4 separate regions of the Homo sapiens genome follow, and all the other regions are linked to region 1. Evidence: chromatin loops called from intact Hi-C (ENCODE). Cell type or tissue: PC-9. All regions are shown on one strand. Links, peaks and the distances in the headings refer to the core of each region. The heading gives the core; the rest is flanking DNA. Region 1 overlaps KCTD3 (potassium channel tetramerization domain containing 3). Region 2 has its middle 40 kb from the start of KCTD3. Region 3 overlaps CENPF (centromere protein F). Region 4 overlaps KCNK2 (potassium two pore domain channel subfamily K member 2).

Region 1 (8,301 bases), core at 152-8,151:
AAGATTCAATTATTTTCACTTTATTGTATTTGGCAAGACAGATAAATAGCCCATTATATTTTAGAAAGATCCTGAACAACAATGTAAAGAAAAAAAGTTTTTGTTTAAAACTTAAACATAAAATTTTAATAATTCTCTTTTCCCATTACACTTAGTAGCTAAAATAATATCAACTTACAATTCATAAAAAGTATTGTAAAAAGATTTACAATAAAAATTTTAAAGACAATATATCCCGTTATGTTACATGAATCATACATGTACTTATTAAATGAACCAATGTCATCTTTATTATTAGCTAATACTTACACTGTACTTACTATGTGCCACCGTAAATGCTTTCCAAATATATACTCATTTTAATCACCATAATAACCACATAAGGGAGGTACTATTATTTACCATCTCCATTTTACAGATGAAAAAAATAAGGCACCAAGAGATTAGTTAACCAAAGTTCTCATAGGTCCTATATGATGGAAGTGGAATTCAAACAAACCTGTCTGGCTCTTCAGTATATTATGCAGTTGCTCAATTACTGGAACCTTCTGATCTCTAATTTTATTAAAATGAAATGACAATCCTCATTCAATAACTCATAAACAAAGTCAAAATATTGACAATGAATAACTCAGAATAAAATAACTAGGAATGAGAAGACTATAGAACTGTATCTTCTCTCCCTTTGAACTTCATGTTGACATGAGACTGACCCATAACCTATTCTTCATACCTTCTTTGCCCTCGCTTCCCCCACCTCCCATTTATAGTTTCCCTTCCCAAACTGGCTCCTTTCCTTGGAATACAAAATATTCCTAGGTCTTTCTTAACTTTAATGAGGGAGAAAGTTGGAGGAATAAAAAAAAATGACCTTTGATCGCTTCTTGGCCTTTTGGCTAAGATCATGTGTAAAAATATGACCTTTGAACTTCCCTGCCTTCCAACTAGCTCCATTACTTCTTTATTTCATGGTCACCTCCAATATCTATTACCCCATTACCCATTACAATGTAGATTTCACCTTTACCACTCTACTGAATCTGGACTCTACTCTGTTCCACTAATCTGTATGTCCATTTGTCTATGAAGATATATATATTTTAAATACCACTATAAAGAGGAATGAAAAGCCTCCCTGTCCCCTTTATCTTACTGGGTTTTATAATTAATTTACAGGGCTGTTTATAAATATCTTTTTATTCACAATACACATGCTCTCCCTGAACAATACATCTACTCCTGGGGCTTTCAGGTGCTTCTTATATGCTGAATACTCATAAACATAACTTCTAGTTAAGTTCTTTCTCCAGAAACCAGGTATATCTTCATACCACAGAACCAGGTATATCTTCATACCACAGAATAGTATCCATATGCATCATCACTCAAAATATACAAGTCTGAATTCATCTTTGTTTTCAAAATAAGTTCTTCTTCCTATATTTCTTTATTTAGTAAATAATACTCAGCTACTCCATTTCTCAAGAATCCTTAGGGTCACTTTAGACTCCTTCCTCTCTCATGCCTGCCACATCTAGTCAATGACCACCATGCACTTTGGTTAATAAATTCCTCCTTTCTGGTTTCCTTGCTTCACTCTCTCATGTCTTCACTGTCAAGTCTTCTTGCATGCTCTTGAAAGATGAATTATATATATCACAAATCTAGTATCATTCTCAAAATTCTTCAAAAGGTCTCCATTACTTACAAGATAAAATCTAAATTTCTTAGTTTGATGTATAGATGCCTTCCACGATCCGGCACTGGCCTATTCACTCAGTATGTCTTACTATTCTTACCCACATATCCTATAATCCAACAATTAATGACCTTCTTGACATTTTCTAAACTTGTCAAGTTCCCTTGGCCTCTACCCTTTTAACTTGCTGTTTTCTCTGCCAGGAATGTTCCAACCTTAGAACCTTCCACACCCAACAAATGTCTATCCTTCATGTATCAGTTCAAACATTAAAACCTCTGTGTGTTCTCTGTCTGAATGTCAGCTTCTGTCAACATTAAGTGGGGTATCTACCTCCTAAATTGTCAAGATTAAACGAGAGCATATATTACAACCTCTAACATAGATCCTGGCACTATCTCCTCCGGGTTCTTTTTGACCTATGCCTTTAAGCAAAGTTGCAAAATGCAACTGTTTTATTTTAATTCCCACTGCTCACTACATTGTAAGTTGATGTTCACCGCACTTTTTAAAATTTCTAATATCTAGAACACAAGTACTCGATAAATATTTGTTGAATAAATAACAATATAAACTTCCAGTGCCTAGAATCATGCAGAGAACTGGGATTATATAACAACTGTTAAAACTGGTAACACTGCATATTTCTCTTTCTAAAAATAGTAAGGCTGTGGTAGTAGAATTCTCTTAAGTAGCTTATAAGGACAGTGAGATTCTTTCAAATGGGGCCGGGGGTGGAATGATCTATCTCTATGAAGACTGTATATGTGTATGCACACATGTGTGGATGTGTGAGTGCCCATGTGCACACGTATGTATGGTGTATAGAGAGAAAACCTAAACTAAACTTATACACCTTTTGCTGAAATCAGAGAATATCAAAGGAGACATACTACATTGTTTCCTAATGAATATTACGATGTCATCAAAATGACTCTCATTTATAGGGACCAACGTTTTTCTAGCTTCAAATTTTATTTTCAGTAGATTAACAAAAAAAATTTCAAATGTCAAATGTACACAGTTATCATAGTTTTAATAATAAATAAAAGTAGTTAACATGTGAAGATGACATTCTTTAAATGATGAAACATTAATAAGAGGAAAAATTTGCTCTAACATTTTAAGGAAAAACGCTGCAATAAAATAATTTTGTGAATTTATAGAATTTAATCAGAAAAACACACTAAAATTCTGTTTAGAATTTCAAAATTAAAATGGAAAATTTGTATTTAAAACTCATTTTTGTGGTTTTATTAGTTGATATGCTTCTTCTGAACAGTTAATATAGTACCTAAAAATGCCCTAAAATAACCTAACCCACCTATGTCATTTCCAGAGGAATAGCTACCATGACTTTCTGTCTCCTCCAGGGATAGTATCTTGAATGACGCTAAAGGAGTAGAACCTGGCTGAGTAGAGATCATTCCTCTGAATCGTGTTACTGTCCACGTCCGGACATGATTATTATCTGCACAGACTAGCAGAGAAAGAGAACACAAAAGAATACAAAATTACTTTTAAAAACTCATTTTAACTTTTTTCACTATCATCTATATTACACAGATCAGAGTATAAGTGGCAAATGACATATTTATCTTAAAACTATACTTGATTTGTGACTACTTAACAAAAGTGAGAAAACTGGATGTTTTACCTTGCTGCAAAATATAAGGTACATTAAGTAAACCTACAGATCCTCATAAAAATAGCTTGTAGGTTATAAATGTAGTAAAGGTTAAAAATAATGTGTGTGTAAGAAAAAAGATGCTGAATATTATCCTGTTCTGTGGCCAAACTACATAGTAAACAGTTTCCTAGTTTATTTTTCCTAACTATAGAAACTGTTTCTGCTTATGCTACTCAACTATTAACCTAGATCAGAACTTACCGAAAAATTATTGGCACAAATGACATTTGTCAAACATCTTGAGCAATCAGCTATTTATTGCCAACTCATAGTTACATTAAGGAAAATTAAGATTCTGTACTAAAGCTGAGCATTATTTTTATATAAAGTCTGTATTTAAAAAACATACTCCAATTAGTTTTATTTATTTTGTGAATAGAATATTAACTGAGCATATACTGAAATGTCTCCTCGTCTAGCTGTACTTTTTTTTGTCTGAGTAGATACTCTATTTGAAAATATACACCATAAAGTGTATCACTAATGCAAAAACTACTTTTTTTGGCATGCTTTAATAAAAAATATACTGATTTTGCCATTTATGATTTTAGAAAATATGTTATTATTAGCAATGAACTATGAACTCATCAGTAAATATTAGGAAAGTATCTAAAATTTCTTATATACACACATACATAATATTTACTACTGGGTAAAAATGTGTTACATATTCTACAGTTACACATATTTTAAACAAAACTTTAGAAAGAAATTTAATTTTGGCAAACAGCAATAAGTAACATCTGTGTACTTTCTATTCTTATATAACAAAATTCTCAATTATTAGACTGTCAGTTTTCTGGTGAAAAGGGGACATTTTGTTCTAGGCTATTTAGTTTCACGGGAAATCATTTCCTGATTTCACTACTAAGCTTACTAGGATTCAGAAAAATAATTTAAATATTTTTAGTTGATTCAATTGGACAATTACGTCAATTTTGCTAATATTAGTCATTATCCAAAGTTTTTCTTTAAGGGATTAAAATGCACTATAGGGAAAACAATGTCATTACATATGTGTTAATATCCACCAGGTGGCAGAATAACATAACTGAGTATACACAAAATACTCCAGATTTTTTGTTAAAAAGGATATTTCTCTTGACAAACTTACAAAAGTTTCAAACCTACATGAAATATCTGATGTTAAAATGCAAGTTTTACAAAGTAGTTCCTTGGTATCACATCCCACAATAACATTATAACCACCAAAATAATAGCAATTATTACAGAGTATCTCTATACATTATCATCTAAACATCACAATAACCCTTCAAAACGGCCCATTTTCTCAGAGAACTGAATTGCCTTATTTCATAACATTTATTCAGCATCTTTTACGTGTCAGAATTATGCTAAGTGCTGAGAACACAACAAAGTTTCTGCTATTGGAGAATTTTCTAGAAGAGATAGAGATAATAAACAAGCAAATAAATGAATAAGTGATAAAGCTATGAAGAACACAAAGCAAGGTACCGTTAGAGAAAGTTATTGTTGGACAGAGGTTTGGCTAATTTAATTTAAAGCAGGTGGCCAAGGGGCACTCATTGAGAAGGGCTTTGAAACGGCACCAGAATGACAAGAATGCAGTCAAACAAATACCTATGGGCAAACCATTTCAAATAAAAAGAACAAACACAAAAGTTCGAAGGCATTTTTAAGAAATAGAAAAGCCAACAGGTTAGAGTGTTATCAGCAATGAGAAAAGTGACATGGGATTGGGAAGAAATTTTAAAGGTAGGTAGAATCTAGAACAAGAAAAGCCATACAGGCTATGGTAGAAATTTAAATTTATTCTAAATACAATTAGAAGCCATCAGGAATCAAACTTCGTTTGTGTTTCTAAAAGATGCTTCTGGCTGCTGTGTGGAACATGTACCATAGAGAGGGAAAAGTTGAGAAGTTACTACAGTCATCTAGGGGAGAAAGGATGATGACGTGAGACACTAGACTGACAGCAATGAAAAGTGACTGGATTTGTGACATAATGTGGCAGCAAAACCAACAGGACTTACTGATGAATTGTACTATGTGGGAGGTGAAAGAAAGGGAGAAATCAAGGGTGATTCCTAGATTTTCAGCTTGAGTAGATAAGTAGATGGTGATACTGTATACTAAGATGGCTTTTGAGGGAGAAATCATTAAGTTTTATTTTGTCCAACTTAAATTTGAGATGCCTATTAAACATACAACCAGAGATCCAGACACTGGATATACAGGGTTTGGAACTCTTTGGATGGTCACAGGTGGAGGAAAGTTTGGGAACCACTGACATATAATTACTATTCAAATAACTAGGAAAGTGCAGATAAAGAATACAGAGTCCAGGAAAGAGCTCAAGGGCAATCCAACACTCAGCAACTGGGCAAAAGATGAGGAACCAGCAAGAGTTAGAAACTCCTCAGTGGGGCAGGGGAGTAATGTTTTATGAAAACCTAACAGAGACTGTTTTAGCAAGGCATACTTATACCACAAACAATTACACATTCAATAAAAGCATAATCATTCAGCTATGGACTGAATTTCAGCTCCACATGGTGTTTAATTAGATTGAGAAACTTTCACTACATCTTTCACAAAAGATGCATTATCTTCTAGCCAGCCTTCACAAAAACAAATCTGACACATGAAAACCATGTTTGTAAAAATTTTAAGTTGGGCAAGAACTGCTCTACAAAAGGAGTTAATGTAAGACTCCTCTAGAAAGCAAGCTTTACTGACACACCCAACTCACAATGCAATTTTCACAAAGCCTTTTAGAAATCATCTTCCATACACAATGAATTTCTTCAATAGAATTTTACTTTGTAATCAGAAAGTACTATTCGTTAAACTTGAAAATTAGTATTTAATTTTTTATGTATCCAATTAATATTTAATTAAAAATTTTATATTATGAAGAACTACAAACCCAAGAAAAGCTTATTTTCTTCAAATAATCTCTACAATTGTAATTTTTATTATTTTTGAGATGACAAAATATCAAAATACACATTTAAATCTACAGTTTTAGCATTAAACCATAATATAATCAACCCAATTTATATTAAAAGTAAAACTTGAAAAATTTAATAAAAATTCCTCTTAGCAGGGTCATAATAAATATTTTGCAATAAGATATGCCAAGAGAGCAAAAAAAAAAAAAAAAATCACATCTCCTAAATTTAAGTATATTAAAACCAGGTAAAATAAAAAACATCTTTTTTTTGTTTTCCTCTTTTTTGGTAGAGGTGGGGTTTCACCATGTTGCCCAGGCTAGTCTTCAACTCCTGGGCTAAACCAATCCACCTGCCTTGGCCTCCTAAACTGCTAGGATTTATAGGCATGAGCCACCACGACCAGCTCAAAGAAATCTTTAAAAGACAATCATAATTTCTTCAGTCATTAAACTTTTCTAGTACTTCTTTTAGTATATTTTTCTCACATAAACACTGCGTTTTCATTCTTTTAATGAAAATAACACACAGAGCCAAGTTCCTTACCAGTATAATGAAATCATTTTACCTGATACAAGATGCTTCTCTGATAGCATGATTTTTGTTACGGGACTTCGGTGAACTGTGAAAGTCTGAAAAAGCTGAGGACCTGACCCAACTGTCTCTGGGTGTTGTACAATCACTCGTACTGCTCCAGAGCTCGTACCATAGGCGATCTCGATCCAGTTACCACTGACACCTATATAAAGTCAAGAGTTGACAGGTGATACATTATGGAACGATAATAAAAAAGCTACCCTCGCAAAGCTTCCCTATGATAAAATAGGCAGAGCTGGATTCACTGTTTATATCAGCCCCAAATCCAGTTCAGTAAAAAAAAAAATCTTAAGACTTCTCCGGTCATCTTAAAATCATTATTTCCTTGATAAATCTTTTCCTAACCCTCACTCCAAGACGTAACTATTCACCTCCTGCCTTGCACTATTAGGTTCTATCACAGTAATTATAACACACTAATTCTGTACTTATTTCTATGTCTAGCTACTTCTATTCCTTATTGACAAAGACTGAATCATAATCATCTTTTTATCTGTCACCTCACAGAGTGCCTGAGACACCGCAGGTACTCAACATAGTTTAAAGAATTCATAAATCTGCCATGCCAAGAACACTACTGAAACAGCATAGTATTCCAAAAGCAATATTCCTTATTATGTCTAGCCTAGAATTACCATCTGCTTTACTTAAACTACAATACTAAATCATTCTCAAATAATCAAGCATTAAATATACTATTTAAGTTTCAAAACACTGTGCTAGGGAATAAACATACCCATTACATTGCTTACATCATACTTAAAATATGTTGTTTCTTCTAATCATCTAAGGTTCAGCTGTGTCTTTTGTTTTCTTTTTTTCAAAAAGTGCCCAGACCCCATTGCAAATTTAGATAGGAAAAAATTCAGTGACCTATACTCTTAAAAGCTTCATGGATAGAGAACATCTTAGCTTTACTGGCTGTTCTAGTTTTACTAACTGATTCATCTGAAAATACTTGAATCAAAGGAAAAAAAGCATGTCATGAAAAACACCTCCTAGAACCAGAAAGATGACTCCATTTTTCATGCCTTAAAATCCCCCTGCCACTACAAAAGAAGTGCTTTGATTTGTAAAACTTTCCCAGTTTTATGCCTGCCTTTTAACTAGATTTAAAAAAAAAATCCACAGCTCATTCTAGAGCAGGGGTTGGTACACTTTCCGTAAGGGGCCAAGTAGTAAACATTTTAAACTCTGCATGCCACACTGTCTCTGTCACAACCTCTCAATTCTGTCATTGTGGCATAAAAACATCCAAAGACAGTGGTATCAAAAAGAGCCAGCTTGGCTAGAAATCCGTGGTTTACTAAACCCTATTTCTAGAGCAATACAATTTAAGTCCTACTATGGTTTCAGTCAAATTCATAGGTATACTCTTG
Region 2 (8,301 bases), core at 151-8,150, 80 kb after region 1:
CAGAGAAGTTGAAATGCAATGCAGTGTGGGTCCCTTGGAGAATGATAGAGAAAGAGGGAGTTAAGGATTTCTCCATTTGCTACATACACATATCCAAATAAGCACCAGCCAGATCTTATAACTGCCTAGTGCTCACGGAATAGGAGCCCCAGAAATACCAGTAAGAGGGAGCTTAAATCCTCTAGCCCTATAGCTAAAACCTGCCCCCTGGATTTCTTTCTTCATGACATCGGTAGTCAATGAGAAACATAGGTTACGATAAAAATTTTTTAATATGGTAAAATACACATAATATAAATATATCACCTTAACCACTTTTAAATGTACAGTTCAGTAGTGTTAAGTGTGTTAAGTACATTCAGATTGTTGTGCAACCAATCTCCAGAACTCTTTTCATCTTGCAAAAGTGAAACTCTGTATCCATTAAGCAACTCCCCATTTCCCCTCCTCTCAGCCCCTGGCAACCATCATTCTATTTCCTGTCTCTCTGAATTTGACTACTCTGGGTACCTCCTGTAAGAGGAAACATACAGTATGTGTCCTTTTCTGACTGGCTTATTTCACTCAGCATAATATCTTCAAGGGTCATTCCTATCGTAGCATACGTCAAAATTTGTTTCCTTTTTAAGGCTGAGTAATATGCCCTTGGGTGATATAACACATTTTGTTTACCTATGCATCTGTTGATGGACGCTTGGGTTGCTTCCACCTTTTGGCTATTGTATATAATGTATTATGAACCTAGGTGTACAAATATTTATTTAATACCCTGCTATCCACTATTTGGGGTATATGCCCAGAAGTGAAATTACTAGATCTTACGGTAATTATAATTTTAATCTTTGAGGAACCACCATACTATTTTCCACAGTAGCTGTACCACTTCCACCAACAGTAGACAAGTGTTCTAATTTCTCCACATCCTCCAGAACACTTGCTATTTTCGTTTTTTTTTTATCATAGCCATCCTAATGAGTGCAAGGTGGTATCTCATTATAGTTTTAAGTTGCATTTCCTTAATGATTAGAGATGTTCAAAGGCTACATTAAGGAAGTAATTATACTATATATTTCATCTGGTGACCACTTGGGCTGTGAAAACACATTTTTAGGAATAGGTACACTGATTCTGAAAGTGCTATAGCTGATCCACAATATTCTTGGCATGGGGATAATACGTAGAAGGCTAACAGTACACATATTCTTTTAAAGAACATGTATAAAATAAAAGCCCTTTGTCATTAAGAAATTTATGATGTTATTTTGGATTAAAAAACAAATATAAAATACTTTCAGAATTTCTGAATTATATGCTAATGATGATATAAGTTTAGAAAAGGGGAAGATGAGTATGGGCTTGAAAATTTAGGGGTGGATTCGTGCATGACAGCAGAGTTGGAAGACAGTCTAAGTCAGAGTAATCGCATGAACAGAGGTACAGAGATAAAACAGAGCTTTGCTCATCTGGGAGCCATGAGATAACTTACCCACTAGCTAGGAGAAAGTGTGCTAGTCATTCTGCCCAGCTGTTTATTGGTGCATATTACTTACATGTAGGACTATGCTAGATGCTGGGAGAAATACAAAGATGCAGACAAACAACTTTTCTTCATAATACATGCTATCTTGTGGATGGGGCAAGCCACAACTAACTGCATTAAGAGTCAGAATAGCTCAGAGCTTGCCAAAGGGCACAGGCCCTGGAGTTTCCCTGAACAACTCCATCACTCTTGAGGGATGACCTCGGGGAAGATAGTACTTCACTTCTCTAAGCCTTGGTTTCCTTACCTGCGTGCACAGTTGGGGTTAATCTCAACTGGTCTGGATTGTTCATGCTCTTATGCAGGGAGCTACTGACCCTTGGCTAATGCTATAGTACTTATTAACTAAAGACAAATGCTATTCTGTATGGGTCTGTGAGTTGTTCTGGAGCAGGATGTATCAGTGTGTCATCATTGTTTAGAAATAACCGGATTTATGATTTGCATCTGGTTTCAGTAGAGGTTGGGAGCAGGGGGTGATGTTTCAACAGTTAAGGCTGGTCACATAGCTGAGATGTGCCTAGTGACCAGGTTATGGTGAGAGATTCCTTACCAAGAACGGACTTTGGACTTCCAGATGCTGATGGTGGTTTGAGACCTAGAGACTAAGTGAAGTTGGTATGACCCTACCCAGTGGAAAGAGGACAAGGAAACCTGTGCCTAACATTTTGGGACCATTTTGAATGCATGTCCTTCTCCTGCCATTGCCATAGGTATCTCTTGCCTGGTGATGATAAACGGAGCCTTGAGTCCTTTCAGCAATCAGACCCTTAGAATGATTAATGTGTAATTACTGGACTGAAAAATAGTAATAATGATAATCCCCACATTATACTGTTGTATTGAGAAAGAAATAAAACGATCTAGGGCTAGTTCTTGGATTCATGTCTGGCATGTTATAGGTGGTTAATGAATGATTGTTATAATATTTACCAAATAGTGCGTTTGGGATAAAACATGTTTTATCCCAAGCATTCAGAGGCAAAAACCAATCCTACAAATTATAGTGGTAATCGGAAATTTCATAGAAAGGGTGAAATTTCATACTGGCTTTGGATAATGTGTAGAATTCATGTGCAGAAAGAAGTGTAGAGGGACAGACAAAATAGGAGCAAAGTGCAGGATCAGGAAATACAATGGCATTTTTAAGAGACAGGTGAGGATGTAAGCTTGGCCAGAAAGAAAATATTATTAGGAGATGAATCCCCAAAGGTACATGGAGATCTTGTCTGACATTGTTTACAACAGCAAAAATTGGAGAAAATCCCAAATTCACATCCTCAAAGACAGTAGATGAATGATCTGTTATAGTCACACAAAATACTATAATGCGACACTCAGTGAATGAACTGTGATGATGTGCAGCAACACAGAGGAATCCTAACATAATATTGAGATAAATAACTAAAATAAAAATATATGCCTTTAAAAAACAGATAGACAGATCGAATAAGACCATGTTAAAAAGAGAGAGAAGGAAAATGCACACCATATTTAGGATGGTAGTTACCTTGGGAAAGGGGTAGCAGATAGAAGGGATGGGGACCACACAGCTAGATGTGACTGATTGCCAAAGTTTCAGCTTCCATATTGGCTGTTAGGTCCACAGGTGCTTGTTACATTATTAAAATACACACATACGTACATGCATAATTAATGGAGGAGAGATATGCAGAAACCATCAATAAGTGTGCCATGAGCCAAGGATTAAGATTAATACAATTCTGTGATCTTGAGGTCCCTCAGAGAAAAAAAAATACAAATAAAAGCAAAAGCAGGCCAGATGCAGCGCTCATGCCTGTAATCCCAGCACTTTGGGAGGCCAAGGCAGGAGGATCTCCAGAGGCCAGGAGCTCAAGACCAGCCTGCACAACAGAGTGAGACCTCTGTCTCTACAAAAAGATTTAAAAATTAGCTGAGTGTCATTGTGCAGTAGTAGCAGTAGTCCCAGCTATTCGGGAGGCTGAGGCGGGAGGCTAGCTTGAGCCTAGGAGTTTGAGGTTACAGTGAGCTATGATTATGCCACTGCCCTCCAGCCTGGGCAACAGAGCGAGAAGCTGTTTGAAAGGGAAAAAAAAGCAAAAGCACATAAATGTTTTTCTAACCCACACAATCCAAAATATTTATACTTTGTATACTTAATATTTGAAAAAATATTTATATACTTTAATATACTTAATATTTGAGAAAAATGGAATCCATCTCTGCAGCAGAGCATAATCCTCCCCAAACCTTCAATTTGCTACCTTTTATTTTACATTTCCCTTCAGCTAGACAATGGAAGATGTGAGTTTATTGCTGAACCAAAGTGCGAAATACACTTCCATCATGTTAAACTACTGAGATTTAAGAGTTGGGTTTGTTACTCCATCATTAAGTAGCCTGTACTGACTAATTCATCTACATTATGAAGACCTTATGCATTTCACATTCCAAACTTACAAAACAGATGTTACTCACATCACATAAAGAACTTGTAACTTTATCAACAGAGTTAATGATAAAATAATCATCTTTAATGCATCAAGAGAAAAGAACACCAGAACTGAAGTCATCCTGACAAGTTAATTCTTTGCATGGTGGTGTTAGGTGAAATTACTGACCCTGTTATGTTTCCATTTCTTTATGTATAAAATGGAATAATAGTAAAAGTTTTTATTTTTTTACAATGTGGCTCTGAATATTGAATGAGACAAGGTGTATGAAAGCTTTAACAAATATGGCCTTCTTTTGAGGATCTTATTTTTCTTTGGAGACACTACCTCCTTGAGAACCAACAGGCCAAATAAAATTAAATTGTTATATCCTCCAATAGTTAAAAGTAAATGAGAAATTATTAACTATTAATGAACAGAAACATATTGATTTGGTATATAACAGATTAACAAATATTTTTAAGAAATATAACGAATACATGTAAGTGAATTTCTCAATTTGACCACTAGATGGAAGCATTCTCCCAAAAATTGTGCACCTTTTTTAGGCCGTTTGTCTTCTAATGCAAACACGGTACCTCTCCAATGCAATAGCTTGAAGACACGTCTTACACTTAGGAATAAACACATAATAGGATATCCCTGGATCACAATAATGTAATGCATGATTTTTAAAAAGTGATTCAACCATTCTTTTCCTTGTTTTATTTTCTGCTGCAAAACACTTTAAAGATACACGATAACAAAACAGAGTAATGGAAAAGACATAATGGAGACCTAGAAATGGCCTACCAAACACACTAGACAGAATCACCTCCCAGTTTCTAACATTGTTTTCAACCACACCTTTACTTGTTATCCTTGGGCTTGGAATTTCTTGAGATCCTGTTTCCCAGGTGTTACCTTCTTGGTCAGGTCTTCCACTTCCCCTTTATCCTAAGGGCAGAGAAGACCATCTCCTCTGTGATTCTTCCCTACATCTCTGCACCCTGCGTGCACATCTCCAGTACAGCACGAGCCCATTGTCCAATAGTTTATTCATGTGTCTGTCTCCCAATCTCTCTGGGCACTTCTGAGCACAGGGAATGGGGTCTTTAGCCTGGCAGAGGTGCCTGTTACATACAGGGAACCAATAGCAGTTTGCTGAATGAACCTTAATCTTACCTGAATATGTATAAACACTGCTACCCATTGGACTAAGATATTGTCTGACTGGTCCAAAATGTATCAAAAAAAGCTGTCTTCTTCTTCCTCTCCACACTTTTCCAATGTTGTCCGCACCCACCCAGATGCAAGTGTTAAAACAATGCTTAAAGACAAAGTTTTAAACTTCCTAAGTTAATTACATTGTTTTTGTGAATGTGGAAAACGTTTTTAAGTTTAAAGTCATTATGTTAATTTTATGACAATAATGTAATATAGAATATGTAGACAATCTTATTTAAGAACTTTCTAGAACTTATTTTATGGTTAAAAACTAATGACGTAAGCAAAACCAAATATGGTGAGTTATGGAAATTGAAGAGCATCTGAAAAGTGCATGAAATATACCATCTTGATGATCCTTTTTTTTTTTTTTTGAGACAGAGTCTCGCTCTTGCTGTGTTGCCCAGGCTGGAGTGCAATGGTGCGATCTTGGCTCACTGCAACCTCCATTTCCCAGGTTCAAGCAATTCTCCTGCCTCAGCCTCCTGAGTAGCTGGGACTACAGGCACCTGCCACCACTCCGGGCTAATTTTTGTATTTTTAGTAGAGACGGGGTTTCACCGAGTTAGCCAGGATGGTCTCGATCTCCTGACCTCGTGATCTGCCTACCTCGGCCTCCCAAAGTGCTGGGATTACAGGCATGAGCCACTGCGCCAGGACCTTGATGATGCTTTTAAGAACATCTTATGAAGTTAGAATTTTCACCTACTTCACAAGAGGTAGTTTTCTTTTCTTCTAGCCAATTTTAAAAAGCTAACTAATCTAAGCTTGTTATAATGCTAAGTCCTGTGAGCTATCTTGATTTCCTTTGTGTACAACATTTGAAGGTTTTTATTAAGATTTATCTAATATCAGTAATTACTATAAAATTGTATTTAAAAGCTACCTTTTTGGGAATGTAAATTAGTTCAGCCACGTGGAACGCAGTATGGGGATTTCCCAAAGAACTTGAAACAGAGCTACCATTTGAACCACAATTCCATTATTGAATATATATTCAAAGGAATATAAATCATTCTAGCATAAAGACACGTACATCTGTATATTCATCCCCATGCATCACAATAGCAAAGACGTGGGATCAAGCTAGGTGCCCATCAATGGTGGATTAGGTAAAGAAAATGTGGTACGTATACATCATGGAGTACTAAACAGCCATAAAAAGAATGACATCATATCCTTTGCAGCAACATGGATGGAGCCGGAGGCCATAATTCTAAGCAAATTAATGCAGGAACGGAACACCAAATACCTCATGTTCTCACTTATAAGTGGGAGGTAAACACTGAGCGCCCATGCACATAAACGTGGGAACAATAGACACTGAAAACTACTAGAAGGGGAGGGAGGAGGGCATGGGTCAAAAACCACCTATTGGGCACTGTGCTCACTATGTGAGTGCAATATACCCATATAACAAACCTGCACATGTAGCCCCACATTTAAAGTAAAAGTTGAGGATAAGGGAAAACTTCCTATACCACAGATTCTGTTTTAACACATGTAAAATACATATATTATATATGGTGAAGGGTCTTCACTAGACCAAGAATATAATTTGCATCCTTAAGGGAGTGCATACCAATAAGAAATTGATCATTAGTATTTTTCAGGCTGACATAAAAATCCCAATTTTGAATGAATAATTTAAGCAGGCATTTTAGCTTAGGTTACAGTTACAGTGTTTACTGGATTTTCTTTACTCCTAGTAATTCTTAGTCTATTGTGGAAGCATTTTCATATTGTGGTGGTAGCAAGGAAGTAATAAAAACACTAATGTTTATAGTGCTTCACAGTCTGTAAAAAGATCTGTTATGGACTATATTTCATTTGATTGATACAACAGTCTCCAAAGATAGGCACGGCAAATACCATTTCCTTTTTCTATTTATGAAAAAGAACTAGAACTTACGGATTTAAGTGACTTGCTTAATAGCACACAATTAATCATGTGACAGAGCTTAGTTGGCAGCCCTGGACTTCTGACCCCTAATCCCACATGTTCTTGTATTCATCAAGATGTACTCACAAGGACCCAGAAGCTGAAGGTTTAGTCTCATCTCTGTCATTTAAGTGCCTTATAAACATTAACAGCCAGATATTTTGAGTTTCAGTTTTTCTTGTTTAAAAAATGAAGGTTTTAATATCTGTCCTTTGTAATTGACAAGATAGCTATGAAGTACTTTGTGAGCTATTAAAGTGGTCTATTGAAAATATATGCGTGAGCAATATAACTGATTGTGTAGACCTGTGAAGTCAGGATCATTGATATTGGTAGAGAAGGGAGTTTTTTAGATTACAGAAGTCTTAGCTTGGATTATCGGTTATTCAAAGCACAGGAACTGAAATAAATTATCAATTGTAACCACACTGTGGCACTACTTACTCACGTAAGATTTTTCATTTCAAATTTTCTCCCTAAATTGAACTTTATAAAATGGAATATCACACTATGCCTGAGGAATTCATTGTGTTTTCTTACATATCTCTAAGTATTTTAATTATTTACTACAAACTTTCATAAAGATTAACGTAGTAGTTCCAAAAAATTGAAAAGTAGAAAATTATCGTCTTGATATTCTGATACCAAATTCAGAAAACATTGTAGCTTCTCGCTTTGATTGTGTTAGAGTGTGCGTGCCCATGTATGCCCAAAGCTGCTGAGTAATACAAGTACAAACTCCAGAAGACTTTAGCAAACTGCTTGACTATTATTCCCCTTAAACCTGGCATTAACCAGCTGATTTGGTTCCCAGAGGTGCACTGCCCCAGTCATATGCTATAATGAGTTGTCAAACGCATGACTTACCAGGAACAGAAACAAAATGATAGGCTTAACTGAGGAGAGATGGACTCAAAGAACAAATAAAACTTACTGAGGGCATATTATATTCAAATTACTGGAATCCATTACATTTGCATGTGACCCAAAAAACCCTGTAAATGAAAGGCTGCTTAGAAGTAGTTCAAGTTTTCTTTCTTTCTGGAGATGGGGTTGGGGGCAGGTCTTGTTATGTTTCTCAGGCTGCCAGGCTGGTTCCACTGGAGACTTAATTAATTACATGGAAGAATATGCAATGGCACTGGGAATGTCTAAAACATTCTAGACAGGAAGACACA
Region 3 (8,301 bases), core at 199-8,198, 950 kb after region 1:
AGATTTTGAACAACTCTCTACAATTATAAAGATGATCGAGACCAGCCTGGCCAGCATGGTGAAACCCCATCTCTACTAAAAATACAAAAAAAACTGCCAGGCATGGTGGCACATGCCTGTAGTCCCAGCCACCTGGGAGGCTGAGGCAGGAGAATGGCTTGAAGCTAGGAAGCAGAGGTTGCAGCGAGCCGAGATCATGCCACTTCACTCCAGCCTGGACGACAGAGCAAGACTCCCTCTCAAATAAAAAAAAACAAAGAACAAAAAAACAAGTATCCAAGTAATAAGAGCAGCAGCTATGGCATACCTAGGAAAATACAAAGAGATGCTTTCAAGGACCCACGATGCTACCCAGCAAAGCCTACAGAGTGGAATCTTCCAATCACTGGAGACAGCCAATAAAGCTGATGGCCTGATCCCAACAATGTCTGCTCGGGGTCATGCCCTTGAGCACATGGGGGCCCTGGGATGATTTACGGTAAGGATATTGCACCAGACCTCAACCCCAAGCAACTGAAGAAACAAGAGGAAAGTCAGGATATCACTTTCAGCTGATGAATATTAAGTAGCTTAATATTATTGAAGCATTATCCAACAACAGAGGCCACCTTGCGAAGGACAACTTTTAAATATAAATGATGGTGCTTATCGGAATTTGTGCATCAATTTGGACTGAAAGCCAAGAACAAATGATCTTTTACTAGCGCATGCCCTGGGAAACTTTTTTACCCTGATTCAAGGATGTAAGAACTTGTTCAAATGTTTTTGGATCTGACATGGCTTATAATGCCTGCATGCTTTCAAAACTATATCATCATCAAGTGAGCTGGGAAATACCACATACTTGTATCCTTGATGATGTGGTTTAATGGGGACACAGAATGTAGGAGGCACTGGGCTGGACGTCTTATATTCCCATATACTCCTTATGACCCGTATTCCAAATTGTGTCTTTTAATACAACTAAAGATGCTAAGATCATTTGTTTAAAGATCTGTATCATTTGTTCAAACATTTTCACGTGTATAAGAGGCTGTTGTAATTAGCAAGAAATAGTACCAATATTCGAATGCCTTTACACTTAGGAATCATTCTTACAGAAAACGAAGGCGACTATTTTATTAGAAAACAAAGGCTATATGTTAATCCATCACCAGATACGACAATGCTTACCAAAGAACTGTAAAAAATTGGTCTAAAAACAGAAAAAAGCACAACGACAGACGCATGGTATAGCACACCTCTAGGAAGCCTGCAGCCCTCACTGGAAATAAACACATACCCACACACACATATGTACAGGTTTCATAAGCAAAGATGTCTAAAACAGATTGTAAGAGAAAGATAAACACTCCTACATGTATATGTGTGCACATTTTCCTTAAAAACACATAACATGCTTTTCCTTCATTTTACTCAGCTCTGAGAAATTCCCGATACAAAACTATTCCATGCCTCATACTACAGATAGAATATCATAAAGCAAAAGTCTACATTTTCCTAGGAGCTGTTAATTAGAAGAATAAAATGTGTTTTGCATTTTTTTAGTGTAAAACCCACATACAAACAGAGATTGTGATATAGTGCTTGTCATTTTAATTGTAACATATTACCAAAAAGCTTTATATACATAGCTTTATACTATTTACATTGCAGTAGAGGAATGGCAATGCTAACAGGTGATCAGTGCTTCCAAACTTTTTCAATACCTACACATGGGAGATCTAAAGAGTACAATATATTTAAGACTTCTAAGGAATTGTTTTCTCCTCACTAATAAAGCATGCCCTGACTAAAGAGAAGTCCTGTAGGCACAGCCTTATCTATTCAATGACTGGCACCTCCCAGGGGTACTGACACACAAAGTGCCTTCACTGGACCTTACAGTTCTCACTGCCGTTGGACTCCAGTCCAGCTTTGGGGCTGGGGACAAGTCGGCCTCGCTTGACCCTCAGGCCCTCTCTGGGGCTGTCAGTCGGACTTCTCTCAGGAAGATTATTGACTGGGACGGATTTCGTGGTGGGTTCTCGGAGGATGGTGCCTGAATCTACTGGGCTCCGCTGAGCAACTTTGACCTGCAACACAAACATCTCTGTTAGAGGTTCAATCACATTCACATTTCCACAACATGAAAAATAAAGCACTATGTCACTAAGTTTTAAATTAAGTTCTTCTTCTCTAGGAGTTATATATAATTGAAGTATTTCCTCTTCCTTGAGAACAGGCCCCATCTAACAGAGAACTTAGGAGGATACCAGGTACAACCTCTAACCAGTCATCAGACGTCCCTTGGCACCTCTGATGGCAAAGACTATGCCCTATTTACCTATGTATCCCTAGAGCCCACAACATGCTTGACCACATGGTACACATCCAGTGAATTCCTAAGTGAAAAACCTGCCTCTGTTGTCCTAACTAGCCATTCCTGTTGTTTAAAACAAGTGTAACCCAAATGAGTAATACTACCTCCACAGGGTGGAAAATTTTAAAATGACCAAGGACCAGTTCAGGGTATTTTAATCATTCTCCCTTTATGGCTGACTGTTTCCATATTGAATTTGGACTAGAGCAGAAGGGCAGCTATCTAACAATAAAGTCCGGAAAGAATAAATCCCCTCTCAAACATCCTGCCTTTTAAAGGAAAGAGATATCTCAGAAAATTTGAGACTTTAAGTAGATGAGAGAGTAAGGTAACTGGTGAGTGAAGATTTTTTGAAATTGGGTCAGGCTTAGTGGCTCACATCTATAGTTCCAGCTACTCAGGAGGCTGAGGCAAGAGGATCGCTTGAGCCCAGGAGTTTGAAGCTGCAGTGAGCCGTGATAGTGCCACTGCACTCCAGCCTGGGGGACAGAGCAAGATTTAAAAAAAAAAAAATTGAAATTTATATAGTAGTGAAAAAAGATACACGGTCAAAAAAGAGAAAAAAGTGCAAGAAAAATGAAGTATAGGAAAGCTTCACCTAAGCAAAGTTAAAGGCAAGAGTGGAAGATTCAAGTAGGAAGATCTTTCAAAGAGAAAGGAGAAGGGCCTCTTGCATAATGGACACAAGGATCTGTGTCCAGCACAGTTGCTGGGAAGTAACTACGTGACAGACACTCCCTGAGCAACTGACTTCCAGGGATCTCCTTCTGATGCAAGAAGAAAAGGGAATGGAAATTATTTTCCCATTTATATTCTTTCCATAGGAAGCATGTGATTTGAAAAAGGCAGTTAAATACTTTTCATTACATGAAACATAGTAAATCTGGCCAACAGATCAAATCCCAGGAAAGCTCACTTCTCCCTCAGAGTGTGTCCAGGACACTGAAAAGACGCAGCCTTGGAAGGTCAGGACTTAATGGAAAATTACCATCCATGGAAAGTTGAAGGAAAAAAATAAAACAAAGTTTTGCTGGTACTTTTTTTTTTTTTTAAAGAGAAATAGTGATTCCAAAGACAAGGTTTCCCTGGAACCCACCAGATGTACAAGAAACAAATCTTTAGGTTTGCCATTTAAAAAGAGAGAGACAGATAGCCCATAGGAAACAGAAAGTTTGAGCCTATAAGCCTCTTTATCCCAATCAAATGGCTAACGTCCACTCTTTCTGGCTTCTCCCCTCTAGACTCAATTTCTGATACTGAATTGAGGACACTTTAGTTGTGATCAGAATTTAAACTGTGGATTTGACCCTCCTGTTGGTTAGTTAGCTTCAGAATGGTCTATAACCAGACAAAGTCAAATTCACCAAGTATTTAATCTATTAAGATAGTACATCCTCCTAGAATAACACAGGGGAGGGAAAAAAAAAAAGTGCAAGCATACCCTAATTGTCTCATAAATGATTCTGCAGTAGCAACAGAGAGAGGGCAAATATGCATGTAGTTCAGTGAAAATGACCCTCACAAGTAGGAAAAAATGCAAGATCCCCACAAAACTAACACCACCATCCACGATGGGCTCTACAGCTTACTGGCCAGTCCTCTGGAACTGATCACAAAGCCCAGGTTCAGGAGATCAGGTCTACAAGCGCTGTCTCCCTTGTTCCCAACAAACGAGGGGTTCCTGAGCTAATCCATCCCAGTGACATAATAGAGAATGATCCTTACCTAATGTGCATTTTGCCAGTTTTTTCCCCTTTGAACTTGTCAGATGTTACTAAAGGTCTTGCTAAATGACCTAGGAAACTGTCTCTCATAACCCAGCCAGTCACCTCAAAGGAGAACTCACAACCCTGAGTTTCTAAGCAACTGCTTTGGGAAATAATACCTCATTCTAGATTTTTAAAACTAAGTGATGTAATACGCTTAACAGATGAGGCAGCAAGCATTTTACAGGGCAACTCAGAAAATGCTGAATTAAATTAAAAATTACTGGGCTAGGTTTTGAAGAGTTTGAATCTAATCATGAATTCTCCTATAACTGCTCTCAAAAGGTCCCTCTCCTCATTTGCAAGTGCACAAAATTGCTTAGCAATTCATAACTGCTGGTGCCTACTGAACAGCATGTAGCTAATGCACTGAACAAAATCTGCAGAAACCATGGTTACTACTCCCTACTCAGCAGATTCAACAGCAGTGAGGAGAGCAGGCCCCCTAGCGTGCAAAGCTCTTTTTCCTAGATAGTAAGTCTGAACGCCGCATGCAAACTGCTTTTACCATCAGTTCTTCGCAACAGAAAAAAAATGACTTGTGATGATTTCATAAGACCATTTCCTAGCATGCCTTTATAAACATCTATTAATGCAATCACTTCAGGACATTCACAGTTCCATTCATTCAGTGAATATTTGTTGAATGTCAGACACTGCATAGACATAAACTATAGATGTAATCAGTAACCTCACAGAACTCAGATTGCAAATCAGAAGACAGATATTTAAACAAGAGATTACAATAAAGTGAGCTGCCTAAAGACAGTGGAGGCATAGAGTACCAGCTATATGTCATGGTTTTCTAAGAGAGTCAAATACTTCGTTTGATCTCCAGAAGTGTGAGACAAACAGGAATGGATGTTACTTTTTACTGAGGTTTGGGAAAGGGTGGCTCCCAGTCACCCTTCTGAGAAAATGGTATGGCCCATATCGGGACCCTAAACCTGACTTCTCCTGTATTCAGTATCCAGTGGATATCTTGTAGTTGACAGCTTTGGACAAGCTTGGTAGCTCCACGGTTTAGGGGCACTAGTTGCTTAAAAGAGAAGCTGTTCTCATGTTCATTGGAAAGTCAGTATATTCAGTATATTAAATATATATTCTCCAGTATATACTTCAGTATTTTGTTGTTGGCAGCATGCCAAAGTTAAATCCGAATGTGAGTAACAGAGAGAATTTGGTAGGGGAGGGGAGAAAAATTTGCACAAAATGGTAGACTATTTCTAATAAGAGTAACAAATGGGTCCACTTTAGTGAAAGAAAATCTCAGAGCATTCTTCTTCATACTTGAAGAAAAATTTTAATATAATGTATATGATGAACAAATTTATTACTAAGTATAATTCCTTAATGCTTATAGCTCTTATACATCAACAAAAAGAAATTTGCAAATCTGTTGTTGTGATGTTTAGATCAAGAAATCTAAATATATTGTACTCTTTAGATCGCCCACGTGTAACCACCAATGTGTTCATATTTGGTATCCCAAATCCTAAGAACGTGCTTGCTCACTTATGAATTATCACATTACACAAATAGGGGTTATTACACTTTCAAAGCTTTGTTTTCTGGTTCAAGGTTATCAGCTCGCATACTTGATCAAACTCTGACAAGTGAGCAATCAAGGTAAAATCACAGACTGTTCAAACTCTTTGAAGCTATTCCAGCAACTTCCAAAAATATCCCCCTAGTCCCCAGTCTGAGAAACACTGGTATCGTAGAAAGATCAAGACTGTGGAGTTGAGAGGAAGTAGGGGTTCACACTGGGAGGTTACATCTTTATGAGTCTCACGTTCTTCACTCTTTTATAATACCACTTACTGTGAGAGTTCAATAAAATGAGAAAGATAAATAAAATGCATATACTTTGCATACTTAAATGGCAGCTGCTGGTATGGATCATAGTAACAGGAATAAAGATCTGTTAAGCAAATATTCTCTATGCTCTACATAACATTTTCTGGGATGTTGTAGGGTACACAGAAGTCACTAAGATCCTGTTGTATCCTCAACAATCAAAATAGAGAGATCTATAAACAGAGTTCCTTTCCTTAGATATCTATTGAAATATGTGCTTTTTTTTTTTTTAAGAAAGTAAAGGATTAATAAAAACAATAAAGAATTAGCAGCTGGGGGCAGATAAGTGAGAGTAAAGTTTGAAACAAACAATGACTAATACCAGTGGCGAAAGGGAAAATTACCTCTTCAAATCCTTCATCAGTAACGCCTGAAACTTTCTTAGAAATCCACTGAGTTTTGATGTAACAATGCCATTTTCCATCAAACTACATATAAGCGGCCTGTTGACTGAAGGATGAGATCATGTACCCTGATACTGTAATGCTCACCCGGTCACTTGCTCACTACTGACTGACTTACACCACACCAAGAAGGTCAGACTTTTTGAAAGCGCTCCTGAATCGGGGGTGCAGTGTCCAATCCTCACCCAGGTACTACTGCAATTTTCTGGATCTCAAACAGTAGACGGATGTTGACAGTAGTTTACCTTTTGTGATCTGCTGCCACCAGCTGTTGGTTTGGAGGACTCTGCAAGATTTTCTTTGCCGAGACTCAGTGGGGATAGCGCTAACTTCTGTGCAGCCAGGCGGGGGCTGGTCCGAGTTGCCATGGTTGTTCTTCGCAGGATATATGGGCTAGTCTTTCCTGTCGGGATGTCAGCAAACCCTAAGGGCAAAAAAAATAACTGTCAGCACTGCTAGGTCCAATTCTATCTACAGTGGAAAAGATATTCATTAGGTGGTTTTAACAAGGATAATGCAAACTCCAAAAAATACTTTGTCCTAGCCACTGTGGTCAATGGATTACACTTCACAGTTGCCCTGGGAGTCACCAAATTGAATCAAATAACTTAACAGGTTTTTCTCTTATTAGAAACATAGAAAACAACAATGGGAGAAGAAGGGGAAAATAACACTACACAGAAAAAATTTTTTCTGCTTCTATCTTCTATGTAGATGTTTTATTTTGCATTTTTCTAAGATCTAAAGAATGCCAGCAGGCCTTATTGTAAAATTGGGTTGGGGAAAAAAGGAGGGTATAATGGAAAAATAAAAGATAAAAAAAAAAAGAAAGGGAAAGGGGGGAAATGTAAAATGGTAACAGCTACTTCAGGCCAGCACTCTCATGTAGGTGGGAGGAGAGAAACTGACCTTTCTAAAGGTGATTTCACACTCACTCACGTTGTCTCTTTCCACAGAAGGAAGTGACATGACTTTGGATGACCCAGGAAAGAAAGTCAATCCCAGGGATACTAAGAGTTAGTGTATCAACACACACTCCAGAACTGCATTCAGGGCTAACTAAAGCAGCATTTGTTTTTGTTTTTTTCACACTTTAACTACATATAAAAATTACCAGTGAGAGATAGATAACTATTTTTGGGCTAGAGTTACTCAGAACAATGCTTTTCAAACCATCAATGGCAAAGCATCAGTTTTGATATTTGGGGGCAGAGGGGGTTCGAAGAATTTCCAATGTGCTGTGGAATAATATTTTTGTATAATATAATGAGAACAAATCAATAGAAAACATGATATGTGCTTGGATGTTACAAAAATATCAAGTTGCTATGAAAATTTCTAAATTCCTACTTAATTACAATACATTGTTTCAGTTGGGAACCAATAACAAACAGTTCCTAGAATGGCACCAGTCCTTGGGCCAGACTTGGGGGAAAACCAAGATTAAAACAACAAAACAAAAACAAAACAAAGTGTAGTCAGTGGCTCCAGTCAGGGGGCCAGCATCACAGGGTGCACCCTCCAGCTCACCTGCTAGCTAGGTCAGACATGACCAACGGGTAGGAAACGCTGACGGGAGTCCTTAATTTAATAATTTTTTTCAGCATTCAAATAACAAATTCCAAACAGATTTTAGACAGCCATTTTTCCAATCTACCAGCTCTTTTGTTAATGTGACACAAGTAATTAGATCCTAGAGGAAAACATATGCCTCATCCATTTAAAAGCAGACTATTGCTTATGAACGTCAATGAGATTATTGCACAATAATGTAAAAAAGCAAATACTTTTGTCTTTTTATATGTGAACCATTATATGGAATTTCAAAAGAACACAAATAATTTTGTCTTTAAATTAGGCATACCTTTCTTTACAACTTCTGGAAGTCCCTCTGGCTCAAACTCAGTAC
Region 4 (8,301 bases), core at 139-8,138, 460 kb after region 1:
CTTGGGTTAGATATCAATTCTCCAAGAAGCCATCTTTAAGCCCTCAATACATAGTCCCAAGACTGGATCTGAACCCCTCCTGCATGCAGGGTTCCCTTTACTAAGACTGATCTTACTAGATCATAACGATCAGTTCTATAATCAGAAGTTCCGTAAGGTCAGGGGCCATGTTTTAGTCATCATGATAGCCCTGGTATTCCCACTGGATATCTAAACAATACCTAAATGCTTCCTAAAGTTATCTTCCTACAGTCTATGCTTCGTGGTAGCCCTCTCTTCATTCTACTCAGGCAGTCTCTCATCTTGAATGTTGAGGTTTTCAAGAATACCTGATAAAGTTTCAGAGTGTGGACCTAATTGTCAAACAGCTTTTCAATGTGGCCTTCACTGAAATGGTGGGGTTAAGAAAAATATTACATGAAGATATCCCACTAGTGACTCCTGATTATCTTTCAAAATCTCTTCTGCACATGAGTTTTATCTGCACTTCGTACTTATTGAGTTAACTTCTGATTAGCATGCTTCCTTTAAAAATAATCGTACTAGCTTATTTCATGTTCCTCCCTTTAGTAATTCAGAGTTTTGACCTTAGCGAAAGGCTAGCAGATAACTATGGCCATAACTCACTTTGTCTTGCCATTCTTTGTTAGTGACCTTTTTCTTTAACACCTCATGGGTTGCATTACAACACTTTCTTCATAAAGTATCTTTTCATAGAAGATTGTCTCTTCTCCAGCATCCCTATGCCCACTGACAGATGTGCCGAGGAAGTCTCCTAACTCTGTGTGCTCTGGGGAATACCTTAATCTTTTCCTTCTCCCGAACACTCATGGCATCTATCACCACCATTTGATTATGTTTAAATAACATAAATTGTCACCACAGGGCCAGAGCTCCTGAATCTCACTCATCCTCAGACGACAGAAGGCTTTGTAGGCAATGAGGCAGACCTCCTTACCACCACAACCCCTCCATTCTCCTTCCCTGCTTCCTAGCAGTTCCACCGCCACTACCTCAAAGCATTAAAACAGCCTGTCTGTGTTTTTTCTCACACAAATCCATCTCCTAATAACCAACTCTTTCTAAAGCGCAGCTTCAGTTTTGATATTCTGTAGTTTCAAAACCCTTAAGTGTTCCAAAATCGTTCAGCACAAATCATCACTCCCCTTGTGCCAAGACTCCCCGGTGTACCATTGCTCTCTACCTTTTAGAAACTTCAGAGTCATCATTACTCGCTGAAAAAAATAAGCTGAACTTTCCCGATTCCTTCATTTTTATGTTGTTTTCTCCCTCTAGCTGACACAAGGGTGGACCTTCAATTATCGTGTTGAAATCCTGTCTGTCCTTTCCTCCCACCTCACACCACTTTCACACACAGTCATTCCTTACCCTTTCAACCAGCTGTGATCTTGCCTTCTTTCAACATACATAGTACTTTTCTGCCATTAGAGGAACTATGTATTACTCTAACGTGAACTCTCATCATTCGGTTACAGGCTTTGTCTCTCTTCTTAATCATAAACTTGTTGGGAGCAGAGAATCTCTGGGAATTATTTTTCTTTCCTTTATATATCTTGTATAGGGATTTGCTCAGAGCAGATATGCAAGAAAATATGCTGAATTGAAAAGAGCAATCTATAGGTTTTTATTAATACCGCATATTTTAATTGAATAGACATATTCAGATCTAGATAGTTCTACTGTTCTAATTACTTGTACTCATTTTTATTTTATTCTGGACAGCAAGGAAAAGCAAAATTATTGATACGTACATATTTAAAAAAAACACCCTTAAAAATAATTAATGTACAGGCATGGTGGGTCATGCCTGTAATCTCAGCACTTTGGGAGGTTGAGGCAGGTGGATCACTTGAGCCCAGGAGTTCAAGACCAGCCTGGGCAACGTGGAGAAACCCCATCTTTGAAAAAAAAAATTAGCCAGGTGTGGTGGTATGCACCTGCAGTCCCAGTAGCTCAAGAGGCTAAGGTGGGAGGATTGCTTGAGCTCATGAAGTTGAGGCTGCAGTGAGCCATGATCACACCACTGCATCTCCCGCCTGGGCAACAGAGCAAGACCCTGCCAAAAAAAAAAAAAAAAAAGGAAAAGAAAATAAAAAAATAATAATTAAAATATCATTTCAATACAGAACCATTTAAATTACTTTAGAGGCAGAAAAACAACATTAATAATACAGGGCAAAAGAGTTGAAAGTAGGATGAGAAAAAAGAGCAACATACATTTAGGAGATGCCCTCAATAAGCAACCTAAAAAGAGCAAACCTTTTAGAAATCAGAGTGAAATGACAATCACATCTCGTGTTTTTGTTTGTTTGTTTTTTGTTTTTTGAGACAGAGTCTCACTCTGTCACCCAGGCTGGAGTGCAATGGTGCAATCTCAGCTCACTGCAACTTCCATTTCCTGAGTTCAAGCAATTATCCTACCTCAGCCTCCCAAGTAGCTCAGATTACAGGCACCTGCCACCACACCCAGCTAATGTTTGTGTTTTTGTTAGTATAGACAGGGTCTCACCATGTTGGCCAGGCTGGTCCCGAATTTCTGACCTCAGGTGATCCGCCCGCCTCAGCTTCCCAAAGTGCTGGGATTACAGGCATGAGCCACTGCGCCAGGCCACATCTCGTGTTTTTAGAAAAGTGAGTCAAAGCTACTGTTATGCAGAGGAAAGAGCCTAATCAAACACTGAAGAAGAAATATGATTCCAGAAAAATATGATTCTAATTACAAGACAATATCTTTGTGAAAAGATCTGTTCATTTTAGAATTTTCACACATCGTACACTGTTCCTCTATAACACCAGTTTTAAACTAAGGATCCATAGCAAAATCATATATGGAACTTTAAAAATCCACTTCAGAACAACTAAATTATTTTCTTCTGGAAAGGGAGGATGGTACATGTGCATTTTAAAATACCTACAGAGGTGATTCTGATTCATGCCCCTGTCATAGATGCAAGGTTTATGGGTCGCAAGCTATATGAGGCTCTGTAGGAAAAAAAATGAATAAAAATTAAAAAGAAGACCCATACAAATGAGGAGTCTTAATTTTCAGTCTCGAGGTAAACCTGCCTCTGTCTCTTTGTACATAGAACAATATTGATTAGATTTATCTCTTCTAGACAGCTATGACATCACTCTATTACTATATTTTCATCAATAATAAAATAATTTTCATTACCAATAAAAAGGGTAATTGCGAATATTTCTTGAATGCTCACAATCTCACTGCATATCAGATACCATGCTGATCCCTTCATGTGTACGCTTATTTTAACTTGCTCAACAATCCTACGAGGTTTAAGTACAACTAGTTATCCCCACTCTCTGAATGTGGAAAGTGAGATTTACTGAAGTGAAGTAATGTGTACAAAGTTAAACAATTGTTAAATGTTAAAGCTGAGATTTAAACTATTAATTCAGTTGCTTGGAGCAAGTGTTTGAGATTAAGGCGAGAGATATGGGTCCTCAAACTTAGCGTTTTTCTCAGTTGCATAACTACAACATATAAATCTGGTTTGGGACATGCCATTCTGCAAATATGCACTGTTTTACCTTGTCAGACTGGGAAAGTATGTATATATAGGTGCATCAAAACAAATGCATTGATTAAAGTAGGTAAATCAAAGGGATGTTTTGACATTTTGTGTCAACTTTAAGTGATCAAACTTCCTCTTGGCCCAGAAACAACCGCGCCTGCAGTTCAAACAGTATTTCACAAGATGGCTCCCTTGCTATTTTTAGTTGCAACTTACATAATAAAATCCTACATGACAGTTGTAAATTTCAAAATCTATAGGAAGTTACAAGTTTCTTATGTTATTTTTTGAATGAGCTTCTACCAAACATTTTTTGGTAGCAAGATACATTCATATAACCTAGAATTGCAGCTAAACGTTGAAGGGCTATTCCTTTGCAAAGAAATTTTGCCAAAGAACAATAATAATCTACCTGTAGATTGTTTCCAAACTTTCCCAGCTGTTTCCTGAATACATTTGAAATGCATGCTGTTCTCATAGTCCTTCTCAGGCTCCACAAGTGTCTCACAGTGAGAATATTTAACTATTCTGGATTTCATTTCGAGTGTTTAAAGATATGCATTTTGTTAATAAAACACGAGCACTAAATATTGGCCAACTATTTTATCTGAAGCTCAAGCCAATCAAGAGAGAACTGTTCAAGGCGTAATAAAATTATATTTCTGTCAATTGCTGTAAATTCATGTGTTATTTAAATACTGATGATCTGATTCTCCTCTTATTCCAAGAGGAGAAGAAAAATAATTCTGTAGCATTAAGGAAATGGAGAACTATTTCTTAGCACAAAATTTGAGTAACTTAAGTTTTCCTGTGTATTGAAAGAGATCATAAATTAGGAATCTGAACTTCTATCACAAAGCACTTTCTGGAAATCACACTTTAAAGAGTATTGTTAAAAGACTTTTCCAATATAATTTGATGTTGTATTCCTGACCAGACTTGGCATCAAACAATAAACCATAAAATCAATAAATAAAAGTCTACTATAGCAGTAAACTGATAGAACTATATAATTCCTCTGTCATCAAATTGTCCTAAAGTAACACATTAGACATAACATATATTTTTTTCATTTTAGAAAGCTGGATCTTGGTGGACATAAGTAATCTAAAGTGCCAAGAAATCCATGCTATCTTTGATTCACAGTAATTTTTCTCAACTGCAAATAGACTTATTCAAATTTATTTTCAAGTGTACTGAAGGTAACGTAGCATAGCAGTTAAGACTTCAGGCTCTAGAGCCCAGGTGTCTTGGTTTAAATCCTAGCTCTGCTACTCTGTCACTGAGAAAGTTACACACTGCTATGTGCCTCAGTCTCCCCATGTATAAAACAGTAAAAGGAATACATAATATAACAAACATAAAGAACTTAGCATGAAGCATGCCACATAGTAAGCAGTCCATGAGTATCAGCCAGCTAAAGTCACTTTCATGGCCACCAAGCATAGCTCAGGTAGTACCACTGAAGCTCAGAATAAGGGTCTGATGTCAATAAAAAATAATGGTGGCAATGATGATGATGCTAATGATGATAGCACTTTCTCTCCTGAAACATATTTCAAGTAAGGAGTGGTTGAGTCAAAATTCTCTTTTCACACTCTTCACTTTGCAGAATACGCAACCATAGAAAACAGCTACTTGATATTCAGTCAAATAATCTGTGAAATGAAGTGCTCTAAATTACTGTTCACCTTTCATTCTCCTAGCCAAACAGACATTAGCAGCTGTGAGAATATTTAATCCTTCATTAGTAAGTGGTATAATAATTTTATGACAGCAAAGCCTGTTATTTTGAAGGCGTTAACTTTGACATCCCTCACAGAATTGCTCGACCGTATCTTGTTTAAGATGGCCTATTAATTTTTATATTCACAATATAAACCACCACGAACTGAGGTGGGAAAAGCCTCTGAATTTTTTAAGCAAAATCATTAAATGTAAGCATAGACACAGCCAATAGAATTCTGACCCCATCACTACACAAAGTGGAAAACTGAGGCCAAAAAAAATGAAATATTGGTGGCAATAAGGCAGAATAGATTGAAGAGATAAAACTCAAGGTTTTCAAGTACTGACTGTCTATATTGAATATAATTTTACTTGAAATAAGGGTGTAAGGAACGAGCCGTGCCTTGACTATTACCTTGTGGTAGCAATTCAAAACTCATCAACTACTGTCTGTCTCAGACAGGAGAGAGAAAGCAAGTGACAGCCAACCCACCTGAATGATGTGTAACTATACAGATCCTGAATCTGAGTGATGACAGCTGAAGTTGGGTCATTTAGATGAAAGGCTACATCACTAAAACCATTAAGGGGCATCGATTAAACTCAATTTAATGCAATATCCATTACCATTTTTAAAATTCATCTCTGGTATGGGATTCGGCTCCCATGTACACTTTTATTTTGACAAATATCTTCAAAATAATTTATTTCTGTATCTTAGTTTTTAAAAGATACACATTAGAAAAAAGGGCATATGTTTACATTTTTAAAAACTGTACCCTCAGCATCAAAAGAGTAATGCCATTTAGCCTAAATATCATACAAGGTTTTCTCACACATGGTAAAGGCAGATATACTTTACTTAATTCAATATTTACAAGTAAACAAAGTGTTGGGAGACACATCAGAGATATAGTCCAGTGTTTTTCATACTGATTTCTTGCAAATTACTTGTAGACAGTAATTTTCCAAAGGTGACGATTTTTACTTGTAGAAAGTGTTTTCCAAAGGCAACAATGGCATAGCCCTTCCACTTAGAAAGATAGGGTCTTAGAACTAAGTCCCTAAACCATTAGGAGGAAAGGCGAACATATATCATCAGTTCACTTAAAATTTGTGGTACAACATAGATACTCTACATTTTTCAAAATGTAATTCAATACAGGTCTGGCTCCCCTGGCCACTAGAGGCAGAGGTCAGAGTTAAGAGGTTATAAGTGCCAACACTACAAGCTAGGCTCTGTAGGCTTAAAACACCACAATGGCATGTGCCTGCTGCATGATTAGGCACATTGTTTAATTTCTCAATGCTTTGGCGTACTTATCCAAAAATGTGAATAATGGAAACAACCACCTTATAGGGTTGTTATAAGAATGAAATTTCATAACATATGTAAAACACTTAAAACCTGGCACATACCACATGCTAAATACTGTTACACAAGAGACCATACAAAAGGCAAGTCTTTCAATCTAATGCCATAATTTTTCTGACCTATGACATTTTAAAACCCACTGATACCAAGGCCTACAATGTTAAGGGCAAATCAAAAGTGGCCCAGCCAGTGTACAAAGGCAAATCTGTGTGACCTCAAAGTCCTGCCCTCCTATAGAAACAGGCAGCCTTCCCTTGGATACAAAACACTTCCACTTCTGCCTCACCACAGATACACTTACACAGACACACACACGCATAGCACATGCACAAATAGATCTATTTATCTGTTTTATACATGTTAGAAATTCAATTTAAAAAAAAGGATTCTAGGGCCTGGGAGGCAGAGAAGAAATATGAAAGCCACTATTCCACATCACACTTCGTCTTCGCACCTTAGTTTCCTACACACTTTCTCATTTGATCTTGAAGTGAAGTACAAACACAAAAAAGATAATTATGAGAAGGCCCACCCTTGCTCTAAATGTGGACTCTTAGTGTGTTTTCCCCTTTCTGTAATCTCTTCACAGCTATGATGACTACCTCAGATTACATCCTTCATCCTAAATTTAGTCTATTAGAAAAGCAAATGCTGGAACCCAGGATTTTAGCAAGAAATCAACAAAACAACTTTCAAAGACAACTAAGAAAAGCAGCTAGAAAAAAAAAATATTTCTTCATTTCCATAACAATTCAGAGCCTACAGAGAGAGAATATGGAAAATTTTATACTCAGCAGAAGAAAGTAGACTGAAATGCACTCATTGGCAACCAACTATAACTATGCTATTCCACTACTGAGCCTGCTCACATTGAATCAAGTAGAAAGAACATTTGAGGCTCCAACTTCACTGTCTGTCCACAAATTAGAAACACCAATCCAAAGTAAAAACAAGTAACGTAAAAAAACAGAAAAGAAAGATCACCTTTTAGACTCCATTAAAATTGTTCCTCTCATTCCCAGTCTATTTTGCTGTTCAGTTTTCCCCAAAGCTATATAATTAACACATAACATGCTATATTACTTACTTTCCTATTAAGTTTCTAACTAAATTTTTGTCTATTTTAATATAATACTTCTAGATTATGTACTCCAACCATGTAGAAGTTGTTCCATGAAAACTCTGTAAATATTTTGTGAGGAAATGGAAGAATGATTCAAAAGAGCATGTCTCCAAAAATAGTATACTGCAGGACCCAGAATATGTTTGGAAATCACAACAGGAGAGAATAAAACGTAAAGCCAACAAAAAATAAATTCACTGTGATTTAAAGACAAAATTAGGAAAAGAGATGAGTAAAAAAATAGATGATTGAAAGGAAACTGAATATGCAATTGCAAAATTAAAATCTGTATTCAATGTAATTAAGGAGTAGAAGAGAAATAGTACAAACTCAAGTCAGTGATGCAGCTCACAGAATATAAAAGATTTCCCAGAATTACAGAAAAAAAGTAATGGAAGAAAGAATTTCAAAAGACAAATGAAATATAGACAGAACTGAGGATACGAAAGCAACAGAAAATTTTCCAGCGTCTTTGAAGATGGAAAGGCAGAACCATCAGCATAGAATAGCTGAAACTATAA

What was found. Hi-C counts contacts between places; a loop is a spot of excess contacts. Peaks named below come from ENCODE experiments on the same cell type or tissue, not always from the same donor. Only the 100,000 strongest peaks of a DNase experiment are listed, where the experiment ranks them.
Region 2: a loop joins it to region 1, with 8 times the contacts of the local background. A loop is called at or near these places in 12 of 110 quality-filtered maps.
Region 3: it touches region 1 in a loop (3-fold over the local background); 3 of 110 quality-filtered maps call a loop at or near these places.
Region 4: a loop joins it to region 1, with 5 times the contacts of the local background. A loop is called at or near these places in 2 of 110 quality-filtered maps.

Annotation. Positions count from the first base shown.
Region 1 is chr1:215,602,895-215,611,195 of GRCh38, reverse strand. KCTD3 (potassium channel tetramerization domain containing 3) reads right to left here. Exons shown (of 18, transcript NM_016121.5): 13 at 6,894-7,064; 14 at 3,024-3,179. Among named protein-coding and RNA genes, the nearest start is that of KCTD3, 40 kb to the right of the region's middle. In PC-9, for the core only: a CTCF peak has its summit at 4,419 (motif pointing right); no DNase peak of the experiment used is centred there; H3K27ac peaks cover 2,174 bases.
Region 2 is chr1:215,522,930-215,531,230 of GRCh38, reverse strand. No RefSeq gene overlaps it. Among named protein-coding and RNA genes, the nearest start is that of KCTD3, 40 kb to the left of the region's middle. In PC-9, for the core only: CTCF peaks have their summits at 4,293, 4,492 (motif pointing right) and 7,579; no DNase peak of the experiment used is centred there.
Region 3 is chr1:214,657,365-214,665,665 of GRCh38, reverse strand. It overlaps CENPF (centromere protein F), which reads right to left. Exons shown (of 20, transcript NM_016343.4): 18 at 8,257-8,301; 19 at 6,638-6,816; 20 at 1,095-2,075. The coding sequence ends at 1,872. Among named protein-coding and RNA genes, the nearest start is that of CENPF, 58 kb to the right of the region's middle. In PC-9, for the core only: CTCF peaks have their summits at 4,577 and 6,667 (motif pointing left); no DNase peak of the experiment used is centred there.
Region 4 is chr1:215,141,880-215,150,180 of GRCh38, reverse strand. All of the region lies in intron 3 of KCNK2 (potassium two pore domain channel subfamily K member 2), which reads right to left. Among named protein-coding and RNA genes, the nearest start is that of KCNK2, 63 kb to the right of the region's middle. In PC-9, for the core only: a CTCF peak has its summit at 3,729; a DNase peak (open chromatin) is centred at 3,750.